2 separate regions of the Homo sapiens genome follow, and region 2 is linked to region 1. The links are chromatin loops, found by intact Hi-C in ENCODE. Cell type or tissue: PC-9. All regions are shown on one strand. Each heading gives the region's core, and the rest is flanking DNA. Links, peaks and the distances in the headings are about the cores only. Region 1 overlaps LOC105376236 (a long non-coding RNA gene). Region 2 has its middle 57 kb from the start of PAPPA.

Region 1 (12,760 bases), core at 1,655-9,654:
AGGACTGGCAGTTGGCAGACTACTCTCTGGGATGCCTCTCATTCAGGTGAACCTGAGCTCCTACAAGTTGTGGTGTCAGGATTTCATCAGAGGCAAGAGTGCAAAGTGTGATGCATAAATACATTTAAAGTCTCTGCCATTGTCACACTTGCTAATATTTTTTGGACCAAAGCAACTCACAATTTGGCCAAGACCAAAATCAAAGTGGAGGGAAGAAACCTCTACTTTTTAATAGGAAGGGTGGCCAAGACATATTGAAAAGTGTGGACATACAGGGGCCGGGCGCGGTGGCTCACGCCTGTAATCCCAGCACTTTGGGAGGCCGAGGCGGGCAGATCAAAAGGTCAGGAGATCGAGACCATCCTGGCTAACACGGTGAAACCGCATCTCTACTAAAAATACAAAAAATTAGCTGGGCGCGGTGGCAGAGGCCTGTAGTCCCAGCTACTTGGGAGGCTGAGGCGGGAGAATGGCATGAACCCGGGAGGCGGAGCTTGCAGTGAGCCAAGATTGCCTGCACTCCAGCCTGGGCGACAGAGCAAGACTCTGTCTCAAAACAAAAAAACAAAAAAACAAAAAACAGTGGACATACAAGGACAGTGGAATTATTGTGATCGTCTTGGCAAGCAATTTACCATATTGTCTAATTTTTGCTCACATTTACATCACTTTAAGAATGCAATCATGGCTAAATGCCTATGTGAAGCACAAATAATACTGTAGTGAGGCACATCTGTGGGTGAATTCTTTCAAGGATCAGTTGCCCCCATTACAGTGGGGGTAATAAATAAGCCCTGTCAACTTCACAGTTTATTGTGAGCTAGATTGAACTTGTGAATACAGAAATGCCTTATAAATTACCAAACAGATGAGAAGGATTATCATTAATCAAAATCCAGCACAAACTGTGCTCCTCCCAAGACATCTCTCTTGATATTCCATCCATCACCAATTTCTTGAGTCTGCAGTTTATTGGCACTTGGAGTCTAAACCACATTTTATTGTCTCCTAATTCTCTGTTTCTTTGTGTAATTATTCCAATGCCACTTCCAATAATTCAGGATACACATGCTCAGTATCATCTAAGTGTCAAGTCTAGCTAATTACTGGAGAGACAGGAATGAATCAGGAATAATCCTTGATTGGGGGGAACTTAAAGTCTAGATCCTGATCTTGGCTAGCCAAGTAATCTCAAACATGTTTTATGGAAGTTTAAAATTAGGTGTCCAGACCAGACATCTGAGGACTGAGCCATGACTCTTGGGCATCTCTCTTGCCCTGAATAATGGTCCCCTTCCTCCTCCCAATTCTCTGGTCCCTATAGACGCTGTAAGTGTATTAGTCAAACTTCCTTATTTACTTTGGCTACTAGTACTCTCAGAACCACAATTCTAAACCACCTTGGCAGATAGGGGCAGAGGCCAGGTCTTACTTATCTTGGTGTCCCTAGCACTTGGGACAGGTCACTACTGGCAGATATGTTATATGTGCTGGATAGAAGATAAGTTGATTTGTGTATCGCACTGACACTAAGTCTTCTCTTGACTTAATTGTCTTTTTTCTGGACTTTTATTATTTTTGTTCTGGCTTCTTGTTATAGAAGAACTAAATATTAAAAAAATAGCTGTACTAGTACTATCAGTATTAAAACTGAAAGCTTCCAGTGGGTATTAAGTTCTGTCATTGGTGATATGCTAGCAATGACAAGTATGTATCAGATGGTGAGTGAGACTAAATGTCCTTGACTTTTGTCTTTTGTGAGGATGATATTTGTGATTATTAACTCCCTTTGTAATGGCCTGACTTCTGTCTCCAGTGTGATTTAATATAGCATTATTAGACTGTATGTGTGTTGTGTGTGTGTGTGTTTGTGTGTGTTAATGAGAGCACAGTGGCCTTTCTGATACCTCTACTAAGATCATCACCATTTTTATCTTTATGGGGCCATTTACCCCAAGAATCTTGTAATTGGAAACTTTTTATGAAGAAGCCATGTTTCATTTTAAATAAGACAACCACATAAAATATTACCAAGTGTGTGTCTTGAGTTTGCTTTGGGCACAAAACTATTTTGAAAAGCTGGCAACTAGAAGCAGACTAGTAAAGCAAAATCCTGGAGTCTTCAGAATGTACATGTGAGATCTAATTCAGGCTTAACCTTGCTGCAGCTCTGTGACTTTAGACAAATCACTTCCTCTCTCTGGGCCCCAGTTTTATCATCTATTTCTCTAAAACAAGAATGTCATTCTAAAAGAGGCAGTATCCCCTCACCATCCAGGAGCCCACATCAAGCCTTCCAGTGGGTGAATGAAGGCAACACGGTTTCCATGGCTTAGATGACCTCATGTCGTCCAAATCATTGATGAAATTGACCAGGATAAGGCTGTGTCAACTCTCCCACTAATACTACTTCCAGTAATAAATTTGGATACATCTCCAGTAATGGGTGTGAGCTCAGCTTACTGGACCTGTTTTTCTCAGAATAGCTTTATGGAGAACTGCTGCTCACAGGCAGATGCCTGCTTTTATCACAACATATATCAGTGAGTGAATGACTGTGAAATCCCTTCTTACTGTGCCAGCCAAATGGATAAACAGAAAAATATAGTCATCTCACAGCCAAATCACCACTGGTATTTATGATGCTTAAGGGGGAGAGGGATCGCATGCTTGCATATTGTTTCAGAATCCATTCATTCAAGCATCTTCTTTCATGCTACTTCCCTCCAGACATTGTAACTGGGAGACGAGAAGGGAGCACATGTGGATAAAATAGTGCATTTGCTGTGAACCAAGCCCTCAAGGAGTTTATAGACAAGTGGGAAGGATAAGATGTGCACAAAAAGAGTTTATTTTATCTTTGGACGTGGTCATTTTCACATCGCTTGCTATTTATTAATTATCATTTGCTCATCTAGAAAACTATGACTCTTTTAAGGCAGGGACAATGACTTGCTTATTTTCTGTGACTGTCCTAGTCTGTATCGGCTGCCCCTATTTCCCTACAAGAACACTTCTCCTATTGGGTGTTGAGTCGACCACATCCTCTCAGTGGTCCATGAGGAACAAGAGGGTGAAGACTGATCATGTCTTTTCTAACTTTGTAATCATCAATTTATTCAACAAGTAATTATAGGACTCTTATTATGTGTAAGGTATTTTTCTAAGCCTAAGGGGTTCAGCTAATGTTCTAGTGGCAGAATCAGTAAATAAATAGTAAAAACATAGAGTAAATCAGAAGACAGGCACTGGGGAGGAAAGTAAATCAAGGGGAAGATAGGAAGTGTCAGGATCGGGGGTGATTGCAATATTACCTTGTATGGTAAGTGAAGGCCTCATTGCAGAAGGGGCAGGTAAGCAAAACCTTGAAGTAGGTGAAAGATGAGGCAGGTTGGTACTAGAGAAAGATTATCTTGGGCAGGAAGGACAGGAAGGTATGAAACACAGAGATTGGACTACACCATGCATGTTCCAGGAACAGTAAGGCCACCAGTGTGGCTGGACAGGTCAGAGCAGACTAAAACATTGCACAGGGCTTTGTAAGCCATTGTAAGGCTTTGGCTTTTACTCTGAATGAGTCTCCAAGTTCTGGTACACTTCTTGGTACTCAATAAATATGTGTGGAATGAATGTTGAATACATATTCCTGATGCAGAAATAGGAATATCAAAATTTCTGGGTCCTATATTCAGTTCACCCAGACACTCAGCATGTTCTGTTTCTGTCTTGGGTGGGGGAGAGGACTGTAGCTAGATGTAGTAGTAAGGCAATCACATGCCTAAACTTTCCACTTTGGGGACTGAACAAAATGGAAAGAGCTGTAACAGAGAAACCAGCCATGTGGACTGGGGTTCAGAGATTATGAGACAGAATCAATGACAGAGTCTGTGTGTAAGGGCCATCTAAGAGATAACACTGGGTGTAGGATTTGGAAAAAAAAGTGGAAATTAAGAATGTAGAATGAAGAGAGGGACATCCCAGGGAAAAAGAATAGTATATGCAAAAGCATAAAGGATAGAGAACATGTTCAATGAACAAGGGATGGGCAAGGTTTGCTGAAACAAAGAATAGGTAAAGGAGAAACATAGATGGGGCATCATATAGAGACTGTGGCTTAGAAATAGATCACAGAAACTTTGAGTGCCAAACTTAAATATCAGCAGGGAAAGAGGAATCATGGATGGTTCTGGAGCAAAGAAGTGGAAAAAACAAGGAATTAAGCCACCAGCTTTAGTTTAGTATGTGAGGGAGAAACCAATCATGGAGTTGCTGTAATGAGGGCTCATCTAGATTTTTGGTTGAAGCAGCGGGAAAGCCATGAGAAGGGTACACAGGAAATATGGAGGAAGGCAAACCCCCATGGCTTAGAAACACATTGTATGGGGCAAGGAATTCTATCAGTTCACATTCTCTGTAGGTTTTCCTTATAATTGTTTATGTTCAAATATTAATCAGCATGACTGCTCCATTTTCTCTGTCTTATTTCCTTAGGTAGGTAATTTAGAATATTTTGAAAACTCCCACATTTTTCAAAAATGCACATCAAATGCATGCTGCAGCTCAAGTAGGAGCTTCTTAAATGCAAACTTCCAGCTAGGATAATTCGAACGTGGTGGGGGTTTGAACACTTTGCAGAAAGGTCTGGAGTAGCACAAATGTCAAGGCAGCTAAAAAATGTTTTCTTGTGTTAAATTACCTTTGATTTGTGTTACACAGAAGAAAATGAATGAGGTGCTCTTGAGACGTTTTAATTCAAAAGCAGCAGTGTAGCACAATAGTCAGGAGCAAAGAATCTGACAAAACACAATCTGAGTTCAAATCCCAGCTCTTATATTTAGTGGCTGTGTGACTTTGGGCAAGTTTATTAACCTTTCTGTGCCTCAATTAGCTGAGGAGTAAGAATGACCTCTAAAGCCTTGTGCACACTCAGGTAGGTCCACATGAACATGACTAGCCGTAATTTGGGTAGTCTATATACCTAAACACACATAATTATTACTGACACCACGAAAGCAATATGGTGGGTAGGACACACTTACATTCATGGTGGTGTGAACAGCATTGGTGTAAGCACCTCACCTGCAGTGAACCAGGCCCCAGGCTTGGCCTACCTTGCTATGCAGGAGGACTAAGCAGGACACGCAGCTAGTAAGTGCACAGCTGAGAGTTGAAGCCCAATTAAGCTGTAGCCTCTACACTAAGATACACTTTGAAAGTCACCAGGTACAACTTCCTCATTTCACAGAGGCAAATGGAATTCAAGGATATTAAATGATTTGCTCATAACCCCAGATCTAATCAAGGCAGACCTAAAACTAGTACTAGGTGTGTCTGACTTATGAATAAGGACCTTTTTTATCTTCCTCCCCATATTCTCTCTAAAACAAACTCACACCTGAACCTCTTCTTCATAGTCCTTTTCCCATTCACTGAAAGCCATGGCATCATTAAAGAATCTACTTTGTTCTCTGCATACCTAGACGTTGTCCTCAACACGGTCTGCAGAGTCTCATCCTTGATTCAGTGTGAACTTTATGTCCCATCAGTGACAAAATCAAGACCAAGGAAGTGCCCTAGCTGCCCCTTAAGCTCTCACCGGATGTGATTCACCAACAATAACATACTTTCTCCCAGCCGAATGCCACCTCTCACTTTCCACCTGTGGCCTGATTTTCTTGGGTCGGGTTTCCTGGTTAGACAAACTTGTGGTATGCAATGTGTGGGATGAATGGAGAAGGGTTAAAATAGCCCAGCCACAAAAGGTTACTTCTAAGCTTAGTCTCCTGAAGTTCCAACCTCCCCATCATTTTTGCTTTTGTATTGAAAAACATGCTCTGTCCAGAAAAATCCCCAGAGAGTAGGTTGCCAGGTTGTGGGAGTAATTACCTTTCCAGAATTAACATGAAGCCAGAAAACACCTTGTTGGGGGCCTGGCATATGATATATTCATCTTAAATTAGAAGCACAGCATCCCAAACTTGGCAAGTGATAGCCATCTTCAACCTGCTCTGGCCAGCCCACACAGAAAGTTTTGTACTTCATTTCAGGCTTTGCATTTATTTGTCAAAATGAAAATATGTTTATTGATTGCTTCTTAACACAAGAAGCAATTTATACTTATTTTAAGGCATTTAAGTTGTAACAAAGTGTGTAAGGTATAAACTGAAAGTCTATCACCCATAATTTCAACCCAGAAATAACCACAATTAATGGATTGATCTTAGACTTTTTTTTCTGGGTGTATATTAGCATTTTTTTCTTCAGGAAAATAGGCTTATACTCATATATATATAATGTCTTTGTCCTATTTTTGGCTTTAAAGTAGTTTGTACATTTTTTTCTTCTATGTCAGAGTGGAGTTTTTAAGGTAGTAAAATATACGTAACATAAAATTTTTATTGTAACAATTTTTAAGTGTGCAATTTACAAACAGTAAGTACATTTGTACAACCACCACCACCATCCATCTTCAGAACTTGATTCATCTTCCCCAGTTGAAACTCTGTACCCATTAAGTATAACTCCCCATTCTCCCTACTCCCAGTCCCTAGCAAATAGCATTGTTCTTTCTGTCTCTATGAATTTCACTACTCCTAGGTACCTCATGTAAATGAAATACTGCAATATTTGTTCTTTCGAGTATGGCTTATTTCACTTAGCATAATGTCTTCAAGGTTCATCCATGTGGCAGTATGCGTCAAAAGTTCTTTCCTTTTTATGGATGAGTAATATTCCATTGCATTTACATACCACATTTTGCTTATTCATTGATCCACTGATGGACATTTGGTTTGCTTTCACATTCTGGCTCTTTTGAATAATGCTGCTGTGGACATGGGTGTACAGACATCTGCTTCAGTGTCTGCTTTAGCTATTTTGGATATATACCCAGGAGTAGAATTGATGGATCAAGAGGTGATTCTATTTTCAAATTTTTGAGAAACTGCCATATTGCTTTTCACAGCAGCTTTATTATTTCACATTCTCACCAACAATGTGTGAGAGTTCCAATATATCATCTTCCTCACCAACACTTGTTTTCTGCTTTTTTTAAAAAATAGTAACCTTCAGAATAGACATGAAGTGGTGTTTTATCGTGATTTTTTTTCTTGCATTTCCCTAGGAATTAGAGATGTTGAGGGCTTTTCCATGTGCTTATTGGCCATTTGTATACCTTCTTTGGAGAAATGTCTATTCAAGTGTTTTGCCCATTTTTTTGGAAAGTTTTTTTTAAATTATACTTTGTTTTACATTCTAGGACACATATGCAGGATGTGTAGGTTTCTTACATAGGTAAACGTGTGGCATGATGGTTTGCTGCACCTATCAACTCATCACTTAGGTATTAAGCCCCACATGCATTAGCTATTTATTCTGATGCTCTCCCTTCCCTCACCTCTCCACCCCAGCGACAGGCCCCAGTGTTGTTCCCCTCCTTGTGTCCATGTGTTCTCTTTGTTCAGTTCCCACTTTTGAGTGAGAACATGTGGTATTTAGTTTCCCATTCCTACATTAGTTTGCTGAGGATAATGGCTTCCAGCTCCATTCATGTCCCTGCAAAGTACATGATCTTGTTACTTTTTATGGCTGCATAGTGTTGCATGGTGTATATGTAACACACTTTTTTGTCCAGTCTATCATTGACGTTTTGCCCGTTTTTTTTAAACCAGCTTACCAGCTTCTTTTTTTGTTGTTGTTGAATTGTAGGGGTTCTTTATATATTCTAGACACTAATCCCTTATCAGGTGTGTGATTTGCAAATATTTTCTCTCTTTCTATGATTGCTTTTAACTGTTGATACTGTCTTTTGATGCATGAAAGCTTTTAGTTTTGTTTAACTTCAACTTATCTAGTTTTTTTCTGATTGAATTTTAAATAAGATGTCAGGTCTGTGCCTGTGTGGAATTTATACGTTCTGGTGGAAGGGACATAAATTTAACAATTAACTACACAAATATTTATTTGTGTGGTAATTAAAGCTATGAATGCACTGACCAAGTTTACCTTACCTATTTGGTGAGTGAAGACCAACTGAGGACCTGAAGGTCTTCTATACAGGAGTTAGTTAGAAAGGGATGAGAGTAGTGTTGGAGACAGGCTTCCAGGATAAACATATGAATCTGTGAAGCCCCTGAAGAAGGTGAAGGGACCAGGAAAGGCTGCCAAATTTGGATGCAACGGAGTGAAACAGACCCAAAACAGATCAGACAGGGTGCTGAAGGCCATGCCTTTATAATCATGGCCAGCTTGTCGCAAGTTACTGAAAAAAATAATCTAACTTTCATGAGAATAAGAAAGTATGCATGGGAAAGGGGTGAGATGTGTGTGTGGGGGTGGGGGTGGGTGGGGGGAGTGGTACCAAGAAATATATTTGCTCATATTAAAAAAAAAATAGGAGTAACACTAGCCTTGGAAATAACCAGATCCAGGAACTCAAATCATGCTGCCTAGACACTCCTTAACTCTCATGCCTGTTTTTAATCTTTATTTCAGCCACATTCTCTCATCCTGCAGAAGGACCCTTCTAGGTGTTAGAGGTTGAGGGATTTTGGCTACATATGGCCCCATACATCTTCCTAGCTATAGATTCCAATGGAAGAAGAGAACTTTCTTTCCTCTACTGAGTGCATATAAACTTCTGCATCTTGCTTCTGGCCTCAACTTGATCTTCAGCATCAACATCAAGCAGAGCAGCATGAGATGCAGTGCAATGAATAAACAGTTCTTGGTCACGGGCTTGCCCTTGCAGTCTGGAAAGAAAATCCTGCAACTGAGAGAGCCACCATGATTTCCTGAAGTATTTGGTGAAGAACCATTCTCCAAACGTGAAGTCAGGAGATATGTATTGCTATTATCAGAGCTGAGGAAAAGACACTAGAAGTTTGAAATCTCAGATGTCCACAGCATCATGACACATAGTTAGGATTCCATGCTGAATAGAAGGGGGAACCTACTGAAGAGTTTTCAGCAGAAGAGAGACCCAATAAAACTTGCGTGTAAATTATAACCATTGCTTCTGTATAGCATTCTGATTGGAGAGTCAGGTATAGATGCACAGAGAGCAGTTAGAAGGTTATTATAGTAGTCTAGAAGTGACTGTGGACTTGTAGGGAAATGGCAAATATTTAGAAAACAAATTCAATAACACTCAGCAATCAGTTGGACTTGGGGTATGAGGAAGGGAGAAATGTCTGGTCTGATTCCATCACAAGGCCTTGTATATGCTGTTCCCTTTGCCTAAAAATTCCCTTAGCTCCTCTTTTAACCTGGCGAAATGTTGCTCCTTCATCAGGTCTCAGCTTGAGCATCTCTTCTCCAGGGAAATTGATCCTCTTGCCTTTCCCCTGTTTAATTTCCCTTCCCATCACTTATCACAGTTTATAACGTTATATTCACTCACTTATAAAGTACTTTCTTAAATATTTTAGCTCCTCTACAAGGATGTATAATCCTTGAAGCAGGAGCTGTTCCCACCCAAGAAAATGAAAATCTCAGTCATTAAGTACACAAACACGGGTCCAGATTGCTTGGTTTCAAATCTTGGTTCTGCTACTGGCCAGCTGTGTGATCCAAGAAAAGCTACTCGACTTCTCTGTGTCTTCATCTGCTCATCTGTCAAATGGATATATGAGTAGTCCTACTTCATGGAGTTGTTGCGAGGAATCCATTAGGTAATGTATCCAAAGCCTTTAGAAGGATGTCATGTTTATAGTAAGCACTAGCACAGTGATAGCTGCTTTAATTGTTCTCTTCTTCTTTGTCCCTAGTACCTCTCCTAGTGCCTGCAGCCACGCAATACATATTTGAAAAGTAAGTGGAAATCTGTCAAGTGTAAGTTACTGTGTGGATATTGGTGTGATGCACAGAGAAGAGGAAGCACTGGAAGATGATCATGGAAGGGAGAGAAGGCAAGCTTGCAAAATCAGCATTGGCTATTTAAATAATATCTGCCTATGATGCTGTCAAGGAAAAATGTTGTGGAGCCGTTGGAAATGTGACATTGAAGCTCAAAACAGAGGCCTGAGGGGATTGATTAATTTCCCAGAGCCGCCATAATAAGGTACCACAAACTAGGTGGTTTAAAACAATAAACATTTATTGTATCACAGTTCTGGTGGCCAGAAGTCTGAAATCAGGTATTGGCAGGATTTTGCCCCCTGAAGGGCCCTAGGGAAGGATTCTTTCTTGCCATTCCAGCTTCTGGTGGTCCCAAGTGATCATTGGCTTGCAGTAGCATCACCCCAGTGTCTGCCCCTGTCTTCACATGGCCTTCACTCTATCTGAGTCCAAATCTCCCTTTTCCTACGAGGATAGCAGTCATGTTGCATAAAGGGTCCAACTACTCCAGTGTGACTTCATCTTAACTACTTACATCTGCCACAGTCCTACTTTCAAGAAAGTTCACATTCTGAGGTATTAAGGCAATCAGTGTTTCAGTGTATCTTTTGAGAGGACATAATTTCACCCACAACAGAAGTGATATACATTTGGGGGTTACTGGCATTTGAATGCTATTTTGAGCCAAGGCTATAGAGAAGAGCAGCCTTGTAGCTAAGAGCTCAGGTCCTATCAATCCATACAGACCTGGGATTGACACTCAGTTCCATTACTGACTGGCTCAGATCTTGGTAAAGTTGCCTAACATTTCGAAGACTTAGTTTCTTAGCCTGTTAAAAAAGGGATAATAAAACCTCCAGGTTTCTTGTAAATATGAACTGAGGAAATGATTGTAAAGTGGTGAGCATAGCACATCTTATAGGGTGAGTCTTCAGTAAATGGTGTCTGTTAGTTAAGATTTTGTATGGAAAGAATCTAACCTGAGAAAGAAGGAAGAGTGAGGAATAAATTTTTAACCAAGAGGAAACACCCCATTTTAGTTAGAAATGACCCAAGAGAGCAACCAGAATAATGAAAATACTATAAATTATTTTCTGGTGTTTTGGATTTATATATAGTTCAAGAATTTAGCCCTGTGCCTGACCTAAGACAGATAATCAATATGCAGTTGGATGGCTAGACTGAATGAACATCAGGGACATATTTAGCCACCAGAAGAGGAGTATTAAGGGTACATAGGTAGGGAAAGAGGATTGAAAGTTACCTAGAAATCTGGAAGGCTCTGATGCAGAAGAGATATTATACCTACTCTGTAAATGTGGAACTAGAACTAGGGGATAGAAATTATAGGGAGAATCATTTTTACTCAATACTGAACATTTGCTGAGGTCCCCAATCCTCAATGTTTGCAAACAGAGATGGATAACACCTAGCCAAATCATTTATACAAGGTGTCTTTGTACTGGGGAGATGGTTGGATTAGAGGTCTGATAAATTTATTTCCACCTGTGATTCCAAATTGATGTTAAAGAGACTATAAATAAGAAACATTTATTAGATGAAAGGAATATGATAGACACAATTTAAGAAGAGACATTAAGCAGTATAAAATTCCTTCCTATCTAATTTAGTTTCTAACTCAGCTCTATTTTCAAAGGCCAAAGCTACCAGCCCTTGAATTCCCATTACACTTATTCTCCCTTATGTTAGATTTTATATGGAGGAGGACCAACAGTTTTTGAGAAGCACCTCTGGATCAAAACAATGATCCGTAATTCCTTAAGTAAAAGCTAGTAATCATATTAATGTTCTTTAGAAGAAAGAAAGCCAAGCCAGGATAGTAAAACAGAAAGCATTTCCCATCATTTTTGGATAAGGCAGAAGACAAAGTCCAGTTTCTTTCGAGTCTGAAGGGGAAGTTTAAAATTTTCAGGACTATAAAGGACAATGCAAGAGAGGCATTGAAGCGATGGGGGAAGAAAACAGTAGGGGGTTCCCTATTTTAAAACCACTTCTGAAGTGAATTCTAGCTTCATCTTGCCTTCATTCCCAGCTCCATCCTTGGGAATGAAAGATTTATTCTTCTAGCTGCCTGGAATTCTGCTGGCTGAGAGCTCTACATTGCCAGGCTTCTTCAGGAATTGCCCGAGTGGAACAGGGCCACCTTGCCCACAGGTATTCCCTTCCTTGAGCAACCCTCATTTAGTGATTGATCAATTAATGCATCAAAAGGTCTGACATACTTCCATCATCCAGGGACGTCTCTGAAGGCCATCTCAGCTTCAGAGCTCCCCATGAAGTTGACTGAAGTTTTTATTGGATTTTGTGTCAGTCAACTTCTTCAATCATTTTTTAAGATCACTGTATTTATTTGAAAAAATTGCCAAAGAAGATTGTTTCTTTGCGATTTTGTGTTATTATTATTATTAAACAGCTTTAGTGAGGTATAATGGATATAAAATAAACTGCACTTATTTATGTATAAATAGAATGACTTTGGATATATGCATATACCTGTGAAATCATCACTACAATCAAGGTAATAGGGAAATCAATCACCTCCAAAAGTTTTCTTCCATTGCAATTTTAAAAGATGTGTTTTATATACCATGTAGATAAAAATGGAAAATTGGAGCAAAAAAAACAACTTCTTTTTATGAGAACGTTAAAAAAAATATTTTCTAGATGTACCAATTAAAACATGCTTAAAATAATTGCACATTTATCCAATTTAGAAATATGTCCAGTAGCCATTATCATTCTGAATGTTCACTTTTAATTTTCGACATGGATCTACATCGGTATAGAAAACTGCACACTTTCCTTTTCTCTGCAAATACGGCACAATTTTATTAGTTATTATTCTCATGTTATACAATAGATCACTGGTCTTGTTCATCCTACATATCTGCCACTTTGTAAC
Region 2 (12,760 bases), core at 2,789-10,788, 89 kb after region 1:
TCCCAGATGCCCTCAGTACTCTTGCAGATGAAGAGTAAGGAAAAGTGAGGGTTAGAGGGTGAACCTATAGATTAATAGACTCAACATTAAAAAAAATAATGAGCAAGCCTAAATCATGGTGTCTAGAGATGGATACTTAGGTAACAAATCTATAAAGAAACAGAAGGTGATATGGCTTGGCTTTGTGTTCCCAACCAAATCTCACCCTGAATTGTAATAATCCCCAAGTGTTGTGGGAGGGAGCCAGTGGGAGGCAAGTGAATCATAGGATTGGGTTTTTCCCATGCTGCTCTTGTGATAGTGAATAAGTCTCATGAGATCTAATGGTTTTATAAAAAGGCAGTTTCCCTAACAAGCTCTTGCCTGCCGCCATGTAAGATGTGACTTTGCTCTTTCTTCACCTTCCTCCATAATTGTGAGGCTTCCCCAGACATGTGGAACTGTGACTCCATTAAACCTCTTTCCTTTATAAATTATCCAGTCTCAGATATGTCTTTATTAGCAGCATTAGAACAAACTAATAGAGTAAATTGGTGCTGGTAGAGTGGGGTGCTATAAAACTACCTGAAAGTGTGGAAGTCACTTTGGAATGGGGTAACAGGCAGAGGTTGGAGCAGTTCAGAGGACTCAGATGTAGATAGGAAAATGTGGGAAAGTTTGAAACTTCCTAGAGACTTGGAGAGCTCAGAAGACAGGAAGATGTGAGAAAGTTTGGAATTTCCTAGAGACTAGTTGAATGGCTTTGACCAAAATGTTGATAGTGATATGGACAACAAGGTCCAAGCTGAGGTGGTCTCAGATGGAGATGGGGAATGTTTTGGGAACTGGAATAAAGGTCACTCTTGCTATTCAGAGACTGGTGGCATTTTGCCCCTGACCTAGAGATCTGTGGAATTTTGAACTTGAGAGATATGATCTGAAATTGGAACTTACCTTTAAAAGGGAAGCAGAGCATAAAAGTTTGGAAAATTTGCAGCCTGATGATGCAGTAGAAAAGAAAAACCCATTTTCTGGGGAGAAATTCAAGCCTGCTGCATAAATTTGCATAAGTAATGAGGAGTTGAATGCTAATTGCCAAGACAAAGGGGAAAATGTTTCCAGGGCATGTCAGAGACCTTAGCAGCAGCCCCTCTCATAATAGGTCCAGAGGCCTAGGAGGAAAAAACAGTATCCTGGTCTGGGCCCAGGGTCCTCCTGCTATGTACATCCTAGGGACTTGGTGCCCTGAATCCCAGCTCCTCCAGCTATGGCTAAAAGGGATCAAGGTACAGCTCAGCCTGTGGTTTCAGAGGGTGCAAACCCCAAACCTTGGCAACTCCCACATGGTGCTGAGCCTGCAGGTGCACAAAAGGCAAGAATTGAGGTTTGGGAACCTCCACCTAGATTTCAGAGGATATATGGAAATGCCTGGATGTAGAGGCAGAAGTTTGCTGCAGGGGTGGGGCCTTCATGGAGAACCTTTGCTAGGTCAGTGTAGAAGGAAAATGTGGGGTTGGAGCTCCCACACAGATTCCCCACTGGGGCACTGCCTTGTGGAGCTGTGAGAAGAGTGTCACAATCCTCTAGACCCCAGAATGGTAGGTCCACTGATAGCTTGCACTATGCACCTGGAAAAGCTGCAGACACTCAATGCCAGCCTGTGAAGGCAGCCAAGGGCAGGATCCTGCAAAGCCACAGGGACAGAGCTACCCAAGGCCATGGGAGCCCAACTCTTGCAACAGCATGACCAGGATGTGAAACACGGAGTCAAAGGAGATTATTTCAGAGCTTTAAGATTTTGCTGACTCACTGGATTTTGGACTTGCATGGTGCCTGTGGCCCCTTCATTTTGGCCAATTTTTCTCATTTGGAATGAATGTATTTATCCAATGCCTGTACCCACATTTTATCTGGGAAGTAACTAACTTGCTTTTGATTTTACAGGCTCATAGGCAGAGGGGACTTGCCTTATCTAAGATGACACTTTGGATTGTGAATTTTTGAGTTAATGCTGAAATGAGTTAAGACTTTGGGGGACTGTTGGGAAGGCATGATTGTGTTTTGAAATGTGAAAGAGACATAAGATTTGGGAGTCACCAGGGGCAGAATGATGTGGTTTGGCTCTGTGTCCCCACCCAAATTTCACTTTGAATTGTAATAATCCCACATGTCATGGAAGGGTCCTGGTGGGAAGTAATTGAATCACAGGAATGGGTTTTGTTTTGTTTTTTACTTCATGCTGTTCTCTTGATAGTGAATAAGTCTCACAAGATCTGATGGTTTTATAAAAGGGCAGTTTCCCTGCACAAGCTTTTTTGCCTGCTGCCAAGTAAGATGTGCCTTTGCTCTCCGTTTGCCTTCTGCTTGACTGTGAGGCCTCCTCAGCCATGTGTAATTGTGAGTCCATTAAACCTCTTTCCTTTATAAATTACTTAGTTTCAGGTATGTCTTTATTAGCAGTATGAGAATGGACTCATACAGAAGGAGATGACTAGAAATAAGTCAGGAAAGATGTCAGTTTTCTAGGGGAGAGGTTGGGATATGGGGTTGATTTGAGACAGGACACAAGGTAGTGCTATTGGAGTAGTGGAAAGATTCTATTTCTTAAGCCAGGTGGCAGTCACTAAGCTGCTATATTCACAATAACTCATTTTTTTGTTACGTGTGCTTTTTTGTGTCTCCATTATATTTTATAATTGAAATAATAAAATACCCAATTAAGCAGTTCTCTAAGACTCTAGTTAGTAAATTGAATATTCATTTAACCACATATTGAACTCAATAAAGGAGAGTGTTCCTCAATATAGGAAACATTAATTTTTAAAAAGTGAGGTAAGAAAACATTTTCTCCCATGAAATTTGGAGTCACACATGCCTAAATTCAGAGTATGTATTAGTTCTACAATTTGTTACTACCTCCTTCACCCCAAGACGTAGTTTCCTCATATTTAAATGAAGACATTTAAATTTAAACTTAAAAGGGGATAGTAACATCTTTTTCAAAGTTTTTTGGGAGGATTAAATAAGATGATATGTGAAAATTAAATTAAATGTAAAATGCCTAAAACAATGTTCCTACACAGAAAAACCTCAAATGGCACCTCTGCTTATTAGAGACAGGTTTTTATAATAGTGCCCTTTTGACTGTGAAACAGTTTCAAATAACTCATAAGTCAGGTATTAGAGCTAGATGGCAGATTTAAATATTTCAGTTCATGATGCAGGTGATGCTCCAGTGCCCAGGTGCAGATTCACGGTATAGTCAACAAGAATCTAAAATATTTGTCATCAAATGAAAAGCAGACACTGTATGAGAAAGCATTGCCCAGTAAAAAAAGATACAGAGCTTGTAGAATAAAACTAAGCTTTCTCTTCTAAAGCAGGGATTTGCATTTCTACATGGAAAAAGTTAAATTGCTACCAGGTACTGCTTAGCAAGGAACTGAGTTTTCTGTTTCTGGAATTTATGAAATAATCAGTCACCTTCTTATCAGGGCTGTTGTTTAGGTAACTCTTTCACTGGCAAGGAGTTATCCCAGATGGCCTTATGTTCTTTCAAACATCTCTGATAGAGATGTATTATACAGAGATGTCAAATATTACTAAATAGCTACTATATACAAGATACTAAGCTATATGTTAAACATGGGTTATCTATTTTAACACATGCACAAGACTTAAGATTCAGATATTATGGTCCCCATTTTAGCTATGGAAAAAAAATGGAGGCTCAAGAAGTTTAGAAGGCTTGTTCAAGGTCATAGAACTAGTGAATGGTGGAAGTGGGATTTGAAACTAGATGTCTGTGGTGACAATTTCCAGACTATAGTGCTTATTGGTTAACATCTCCCAAAATACATAACACCAAATATGGGTAGTAAAATATATATATCGACCTGGGTGGCAGTCACAAAGCCTGTGTGTGTGTGTGTGTGTGTGTGTGTGTGTGTTTATAGATGTCACAATATATACTGGCTCAAGGCCATCAAGCAATTAAATAACTAGATGATAGAAACAGAATTTTGACCCAGGCAATCTGATTTAAGAAACCTAACCTACATACACACTACCTCTAAATAGAACATCCTCTGGATGCAATTTTTCTTGGGAAATCAGAGAAGCATAACTCCAAATGGAGCTCACATTATACAAGGAAGAGACAACAGTAGATGTACTATGAAGTAATATAAGTAAAGTGAGATAAAATGAAGGCTAGAGAAAAAAAACCAGTATGAAGAGACAAAAAATAATGAAGAAGAGTTTGGGAATAAAATGGTTCAAATAATCTCTTGGAAAAATTAAAGGGGTGTGAATACTTGAATCAAATGAGATATGGGAGTCTCTTTTCTTTCTTCTCTCTAGTGTCTTTCAGCACCACACACACACATGCATGTGTTCACATAAACACATACACATTAAAGCATGCATATATACGTACACACGTGAACACATCCTGCCTTCCTCCTCTGGCCCAAGCCATCAGTCTTGATCACTTCTGCCCTGACAGCCTGAGGTCACCAGCTCTACACTCACTGTTTCTTTCCTGAGGAGGTTTTACACTCTTCCTTTCATAAAGTGCTTATAAGACATAAACATGATCAGATGCCTATGATAATGTTCACAGACATCATCCAAAAATCCCATTGCAATGCAGATCTCTGGGACTCAACCCCATAGACCCCAAATCATCAAGTCTTGTGTGAGGCCCAGAAATTGCACTGTTCACCTAAACTCCAGATGACTCTGATGCAGTATCAGGCACTGAGTGTCTCATCATTTGGAACTGTTCTACCTATGACACATCAGAAAGAAAGCAGCCTCTTCTAGACTAGAAGGGTAGATTGACTATTGACTTTGAAGCCAGCAAAACTTGAGTTTCAAATCTTCTTACTCAGTTTTTCTAAGCCTTGCTTATCTAACCTATAAAATGGAAAGAATGATACCTACCTTATTGAATTGCTGAAGATTAAATAAGATAATATATGTAAAGTACTTGATAGTAAGATTTTAGGAGGACCTCAGAAAATTCTACTCTATTTCCTCTTCATCTCTCTCATGACATTATCTAAATAGTTCTATCCCCCTGATGTGGCGAAGAATCTCAATATACTTACTGAGTGAATGAATGATGAATGGACTTCCAAAGAGGCATAATTTTTGGAGTTTGGAAAAATCATCTGGAACTGGCCATAAGAGAAGGATTAGGCTAACTACCTGCCAGATTAATAGGCGAGAGAGGAAGTTTAGGAGACTCCAAAGGAAGCAACCCAGTGGGGGTGGGGGAACTTGAGAAGAATCTCTACCACCTGTAAATCTTTAGCAAGTTAATGATTCTGTCCAAAAACAAGTTTTCTTATGACTAAGCACATTTCCCTTCTTTGCGCTTAACATAAAGGAGAGATTTAACATACTTTATTCCTTTGGAACATAGAGTAATGAAGTAGTCTAGAGCACAGCTCTGAAGTCAGATTGCTCAATTTTTGTTTTGGCTCAAACACTTCTTTACTGTGTGACCTTTGGAAAGTCACTAAATCTTTCTGAGCCTTAGATATTTTATCTGTAAAAGTGGATAAAAAATAATATTTACATTATAAGGTCACTGGAAGGAATAAATGACAAAATTCATGGGAAACATTTAGCATTGTGCCTATCCCAGAGACAGCACTCTTCAAGGATTATCTTTAATATTATACTGATTTTAATATTATCTTTTCTATTTTCTTTCTGGAATTATTTAGATAAGTTCTGAGCTCCACACTTTATCTCTGCAAAACGGATTGCAAGTAATATCTCCCTCATAAAAGCAATGCTTGCATGCCACCAACAAGAATGAACTGAAGAGAACATCCCAATAAACTATGAAGACTTCCCAGTCGTGCAGTCTACTCAAGAGAGAATGCATTCTTAGGTACATATGTCAGGTATACTCACTAGTAATCATCAGCATGGCCTGACTCTGCTTCCTGGCTACACGGAAACTTTAGAACAAAACCCTGGGATAAAAAATTTACCCCAAACTGGTCCACAAAGAGAGGAGCCACAGAGATTACTCATATTATGTGCAGGGAGTTTTATTCCGGTGACATCATGACCTTAAAACTCTTTTTCTTTACCCAGCCATAACCTGATGTTGATCATAAATGTCAGCCACGCTATAAATGTGCCTCTGCACACCTGCCAAGCCCTTGGGTCCCTCACAAGTGCTGCTCACCTTGAGCCAGAGGAAGCTGCTGCTTAACCTCTCAGGAGAGTTCTCAGCCTTAACAACAAGAGGGACCTTATTTCCACCATCACTTTCCCTCCTTCTACACTTCCTTCACTCTACTAGGTCACATTTTCTGCATCCCTTCTGTATGGGTCAGGATGGGTTATGTTGTAGTTACAGACAATCCTGAAAGCTCAATTGTTTAAAATGGCAGGATTAATTTCTTACTAATGTGTCCCTAATGAGATGTAGGCTGATGGAGCAGCCACCAACTTTAATGTTGCCTGTCTCTGTGTCAAAGAATAAAGAGTTCTGGAGGGACTTACGGTGACAATTAAATGTTCAACCCACAGATAATACTTATGTCTCGTTGGCTGGAACTAATTACTTAGCTAACCCATCTACAAGGGGGCAAGAATGTGCATTCTGCCACATGATCAAAAAGCATTAACTGACAAATTCAATGAACAGAACTAATGACTGCTGCTACTCTTGAAAGAACACATTTATTCATTCATTCAAAACACATCTCTCTACTGAGTTCCTACTCAAGCATTGTGCCTGCCCTCAGGGAATTCCTAGTGGGAGAGGCAGACTAGTAACCTGATACGTGTTCTAATCAGGGGCGCAGACAATATATTGGAGTGTAGCCGAGTGCCATGGGAATGAGGCCAGGGAAGATTTCTTAGACAGGGAAACCTTCTTCAAGGTTTCTCAGCCAAACCTTGAGGGATGAATTGAGGTTGACAAGATGAAGGGCTAGGATATTGTGTGCCTGGTAAAGGACTCAGTATTGGCAAATGCAAGTAAATACAGCCTGTTTGCATAATCAAATCAGTTCAGTATAGTTGAAATGTTGAATTTAAAGAGGAGACTGGTAGGAGGTAAGGCTAAAGTAGTCAGAGAGGCACATCCTGAAGTGCCTTTCTGGTAATTCAAGCCATGAAGGGAGCTTGGTCTTTATTCTAAGAGCAATGAGGTCCCATTCAAAAGTTCTCAGGAGGAGAGTTAGTTGCCGTTTTAGATAGAAGATGACTCTGGGAGCAATGTGGAGAATGGGTTAGTGAAAAGACCAACAGCAGTTAAGGAATAGCCAGAATGGTGGTGGAGCTGAATGACAGATGATGATGCCCAGGAACAAGGCAACATATTGAGGAGAGAGAGAAAGACGTGGCTAGAACCAGAAGGTAGTAAGAAAACAAAATCACAGTGAAGACCTGATCACAGTGAGATTTTCTAAGATACATTAAACATAACCTTCCTAGAGCTTGTACTTTCTTTCCAGAAAATTAATAACTCAAATGGTACCAACAGTACTTAAATGTTGGCAAAGATCATTATTTGTTCAGGAGGAAAGACAAGATAACTTAAAATTTTAAGCACATTTCACATGTTTGGTGAAACTGTAAAGTATACTTTAATATTCACTACAATGTTACGTGTTAATATTCTTATCTCTATTTTACAAAAAAAAAAAAAAAAAAAACTCAGGTAAATTAACATGCCAAGTTTGCAAGATATGAAGGGGGAGCTGAAATGCATACCAAACTTTCCTGAACTCTAAAACCTATGTATTTTCCATAAAAGTCATATTTCAAAGGATAGAATAAATATCCTTACAGTTATAAGCTGCTTCCCAGGAGCCAGTCCTTTTAATAATCATTATTAACACATATAATGGGTCATTTTTTGTGCTTGGTTTAGGCATATATAGTGATGGAGTAATTTTATGACTTTAGGGAGCTTGGAACTATATACATATAAGAAAATAGAAAATGTCTTAGTATCTTTAGAGAAGTATGGTAAACAAATAGGGAGCAGATTGAGTTGTAGGAAGATCATGAGATCTTCCATATTGAACTGGAAGTGTCAGAATAACATTCTATGTGGGGACCTCTAAGAGTGAGGAGTTGTGTATTTAGAAATAAGCTGCATACATGTGGTGTTTGAAACCTAAAGAATAGATAAGTTTGCTGAAGACAGAGTCTAGAATAGCATACTCCGATTTGCTCCAAAGTGTTTATAGATTTTCTAAGATGATGCTAGGGTAGGCAGTGCTGCCCAGAGTTTATTGACAATAGAATTCTTTTAATAGATAACCTCTCGGGACTGATGTTACAAAGAACACACTTTAATGCGTTTTCATCTGACCAGCAAAGAGAAGAATGTTCCTTATTCAGAAGAAAGTAGGGTCTGTTTCAGTAACAACCAACCTCCATCTCTCAGTCGTTTAAAATAACAAAGGTTTATTTATTGCTTTCATCACTGGTTGACAGGGAAACTCTCCTATACGCTGTGACTTAGGAAACCAAGTTGATGGAACCACTATCTTCAATGTTGTCTCTGCACCAGAGGGAAAAAGACCTCTGGTGGGTGGATCTTCAGTTTATCCCTTAAATATTCTGGCATGGAAAAGACACATAATACTTATCTTTACAACTTATTGGTCAGGACTAGTCTCATGTTCCACTGGACTCCAGAGAGATTAGAAGTGTGCATGTGGTTATAATTATTAGGTGAGCGGCAGTAGCATCAATTCCAAGGAGAAAGCCTTGAAGAATTCCCTTACTTACAGAGCATGAGAAAGGATCTTGAACAAAGGAGCAATGAAAAAGGTGCATGCAGATTTCTGGTATAGTTCAAGACACAGATTTTCGTAGGCTCTGATAAAATGCTCTTTCCAGACTTCTCTTCCAAATTTGTTTCTCCTTGCAAGGGGGGAGTTGTACTGCTGGAGAACTACTGGAAATTCTATGCTGTCCCAAGTTTGGCTATGATATTCCAATTTTAAACCATTTCTCTTCTTTCCCACTTAAGGTCACACCTTTTTTGGATGGGAATGTTGATTCACCATGTTTCCAGCCCTCACCTGTGTCATTCTTTCTTCCTGAAATCCCTCCTTGTTTCCTGACTTGTTTTTACTTAGTGATCAACTTTTCCTTTCTTTCATGATTTAAGAAGGTTAGACAAGAATCATCCCACTTGACCTTTATTGCTTTCACTCTTGGTGTTCTCTTACTCAAACTTTGGTGCATGCCTTCATGGAGCCCCACCCATGGATGGCCTGTTCTCCTGTCTCCACTACATTCAACCCTTGTCCTAAAGCCAAACACCCTGATCAACCCACAAGTCATTTTTTTCACCTTACTCAAGGTAGTGTGATGTAGTATAAACTACATAGAATGTGGAACAGACAGACTGAGTAAAGCCTTGACTGTACCACTTCTAGTCCCCTGACCTTGGATACGTTACTTTTCACTTCACTAAATCTTTCTTTCCTCATCTGAAAAATGGGGTCCATGATGCAAAAGCTCACAGAGCAGTAGTGATGATGGTAGGAGAAGGTGGTATATAGGAATGAATACAATTCCAGTATCAGTTATCTATGACTAAATACCAAACCACTCAAACGCTTTGTGGCTTAAAACAAAACAATTTCTCACTGCCCACAAGTCTTTAGATTTTCTGGGAAGTTCTTATCTGTCCAGGCTGTGAAGACATCAGCTGTTGTCACACATGTGTTTGCAGCCTTCTGGTGGGTCAATTGGGGCTGGCTAGTCTAGGACAGCCTCATTCATTGCTTGGCAATTGGCTGTCAACTTGGGAGATGGGTCACTTGACCAACCATGTGTCTTACATTATCTAGCTAGCCTGGGCTTGTCTTCATGGCAGCTGGCAAGGATCTAGGAGACAAAGCAAATGTATGTAAGACCTCATGGACCTACATTCAAAACTAGCACAGTCACTTCTGCCACATTCTACTGGCAAAGCAAAATCCAAGGCTAGCCCAGATTTGAGGGTTAGAGAGAAAGACTCCACTTAATGGGGGAAGCTGTTAAGTAGCATTTCAAAAGATGTGGATACAGGAATAAGTGGAGGTATTAGAACCATTTTGTAAGCAATCTGTGAGAGTTCTATTTTCTTTCTTCCTCTTTCAAGCCTCCTGAATGGTCTTGCCAATTGTGAGTTTCTTGAAGTCAGGGGCTACGTTATATACATTTCTATTTTTCATATTTCCTAAGCATCCAATGAACATTACCACTATCATCACTACCATTCATTAAGTGCTGGCTATATTCAATGCTCTGTTTTAATCACTTTTTAATACATCACTTCGTCCTTATGACTATTCTTTTTGTAATTACTGCTCTTGACTATCTTCCCATTCCTATATACTTAGTAAGTTCCCAGTATAATCCTACTAAAGACACTTTTTTTCTGCCTCAAGCTATTCCATGGGGTTAACACTTGTTTTGTGGTTGCAGGAGATGGGGCCAGAAGTGAATAAGTGAGTCAATCAATCCCGTCTTTGACTTCTTCCAAAATCCACTTCTGTGTATCACCTGTCTCACCTCCAGTTCACCCTACAGACTTGTTATCCTGGATTGAATTCAGCCTCCCATGAACTCTTGTAATACTTCTCGTGCCTCACAGTACCCATATTACTCATCTTGCTCACCCACACACCTCCTACTCCCCTCCATTCATGTCTTTGCATACAATCCTCCCAGCCCTTTGCTTATGTGAGTTTATCACAGTTATTTTTCAGAGAGAGATACCATAAACCCTATGCTTAGTCATAAAGAACGATGATAACAGCAATGCCTTTCTATTGCCAAGTGCTTGTCCTGACATCTCATTTGATTTCTGGAACCACCCAGATAGATACGTGAAGCTAGTATAACAGTCCCTGTTTACAGGCAGGAAAACTGAGGCATTGAAAGGTTTAGTGCCTTGCCCAAAGTCACACAATATATTGATGTTCAAGACAAGAGGAAAACTTGGGATTTATAATGTATAGACCAGCAATGGTTCTACCCTCTTATCATTCAATGTGATTTATTTAGAAGTTTCTTAGTTTTCTCTAGCTTTTTTTGTCCGCTATGCAGCAATGCTAACTCAACATAAACAAAGGACATCTCGTGGACATTGATTATATGCTAAGCACAATTCCAACATGGAAGGCATGTGAAGTCTGTCCATCCAAGGAGAAACACTGGTGTGTTGTATACAAAAGTTCTTTGTATTTAGGCAACCCTGGTTAAGCCTCTATCTCTTACTCATCTTGAAATCTTGGGCAAATTACACAATATGTTTGATCCACAGTTTCCTCCTTCTTTAGAAGTGAGAATTAACCTTCACACCATAGGTTTATTAGGAAGATTAAATGAGATGAAACAAATAAAGCTATGACACATTGGAGCCCTTCTGCAGACTATTATTACTGTTAATAAATATGAATGAGGTAAGAATGAGTCATGTTACTCAATTGCTCAACTGTTCCCTGTTCAATCTTCATCACATTTATGTCCCTGTTATTCATTCCGTGTTTGTCTGCCAAAGATATAAGCCATTTTTTTTTGTCTTACATGCCAAATTCCCTGATGACCCTCCTAGCTCAGAGGGGTATTTTGAAACATAAGTGATAAGTGACTTATTCATTCTATTAAGCTTCTTTTTTTCCCTTAGGCAAAGGTGAAGAAGAGATTGAGGGAACAGTAGCTTAGGAAAACATTGATATCCAAAAAAATTGGTAGAGACACAATACTGAGTTCTTGTCTCTAAACCACTACAGAACTCAACTTCTGATAGTAAATACAGCAGCCTGGATCATGATGCTAAGGGCAATAGTCTGTTCAAATCTAAAATTCTTTGAAGTCAATTTTACATGTTTTGTTGCTTTTCAAATTTTATTTAGATGTATCAGAACTCACTAAAGTTAAAGACCAATTTAGACAAATGATAAGGATTTCCTTCCAATACCTCGATGTTGTAATAGTAAGTACTGTGTATATAAAATTTGTTTTGTGATTCTTTGTTTACAAGCAGGTTTGCATATATTTCTTTCTACTTAGTTATCTAAAGACCCATGTTAGTTAAAGTAATATTACAGTTCATCTGTAAAATTGGAGAAGAAGAAATTGGACTCAGGATGTGAAGCAGCATGTCCAAGTTTGTGGTGTTAATGATGGGAGAGTTGGAACTTGAATACATATTCTCTAGCACCAGTGCTTTCCCACCCCAGCCTAGCGACCTTTCAAAATCAGTGGCTGTATTGGAATAGGATAAAATGGGACCAAAGATGGTCTGAGCATTGAATTTTCTTCCACACTCAGCTATACAGGAAAGTTTACAAAGCATGACTTCCTTCTTGAAGAGTGGAAAGTTGGAAAGCACTGAATGGATCCGTAAAAGACAGATCACTCTGTGAAGGAGCAAGGAAGAAACTGAATAATTCAGTGAACGTTAATGGGCTTTTCAGAACATGACAGCCGTCCGTTCCCATTCCCAAACCAGATGGTCACTGAGCCAACATTCTTCCTGTCTGATTCTTTTGGGCAGCCTGGAGACAAATAAGGAGTGCTTTCTAGTAGGTGGAGGCTCCTCGACTTGTGAGAAAGGTTGTCTTTACCCTTTCTACATGCTGACTTACACGGCTGTTGATTTGCTTGGTGCTGATTTACACAGATGTTGGTGGGGCTAAATGAGGTGGTAAGAATCTTGAGGGCTTCTCTCCTTTTGGACCTATTGTTATACACCAGGGCAGTGGAGATATACCAGGTAGAGTTTCCTGGC

Evidence for each region. Hi-C counts contacts between places; a loop is a spot of excess contacts. Peaks named below come from ENCODE experiments on the same cell type or tissue, not always from the same donor. Only the 100,000 strongest peaks of a DNase experiment are listed, where the experiment ranks them.
Region 2: it touches region 1 in a loop (3.0-fold over the local background); 5 of 110 quality-filtered maps call a loop at or near these places.

Annotation. Positions count from the first base shown.
Region 1 is chr9:116,002,860-116,015,619 of GRCh38, forward strand. It overlaps LOC105376236 (a long non-coding RNA gene), which reads left to right. Exons shown (of 3, transcript XR_930271.3): 3 at 8,494-10,108. Among named protein-coding and RNA genes, the nearest start is that of LINC00474, 84 kb to the left of the region's middle. In PC-9, for the core only: no CTCF peak of the experiment used is centred there; DNase peaks (open chromatin) are centred at 5,262 and 5,622; H3K4me3 peaks cover 1,192 bases; H3K27ac peaks cover 2,710 bases.
Region 2 is chr9:116,090,293-116,103,052 of GRCh38, forward strand. No RefSeq gene overlaps it. Among named protein-coding and RNA genes, the nearest start is that of PAPPA, 57 kb to the right of the region's middle. In PC-9, for the core only: no CTCF peak of the experiment used is centred there; no DNase peak of the experiment used is centred there.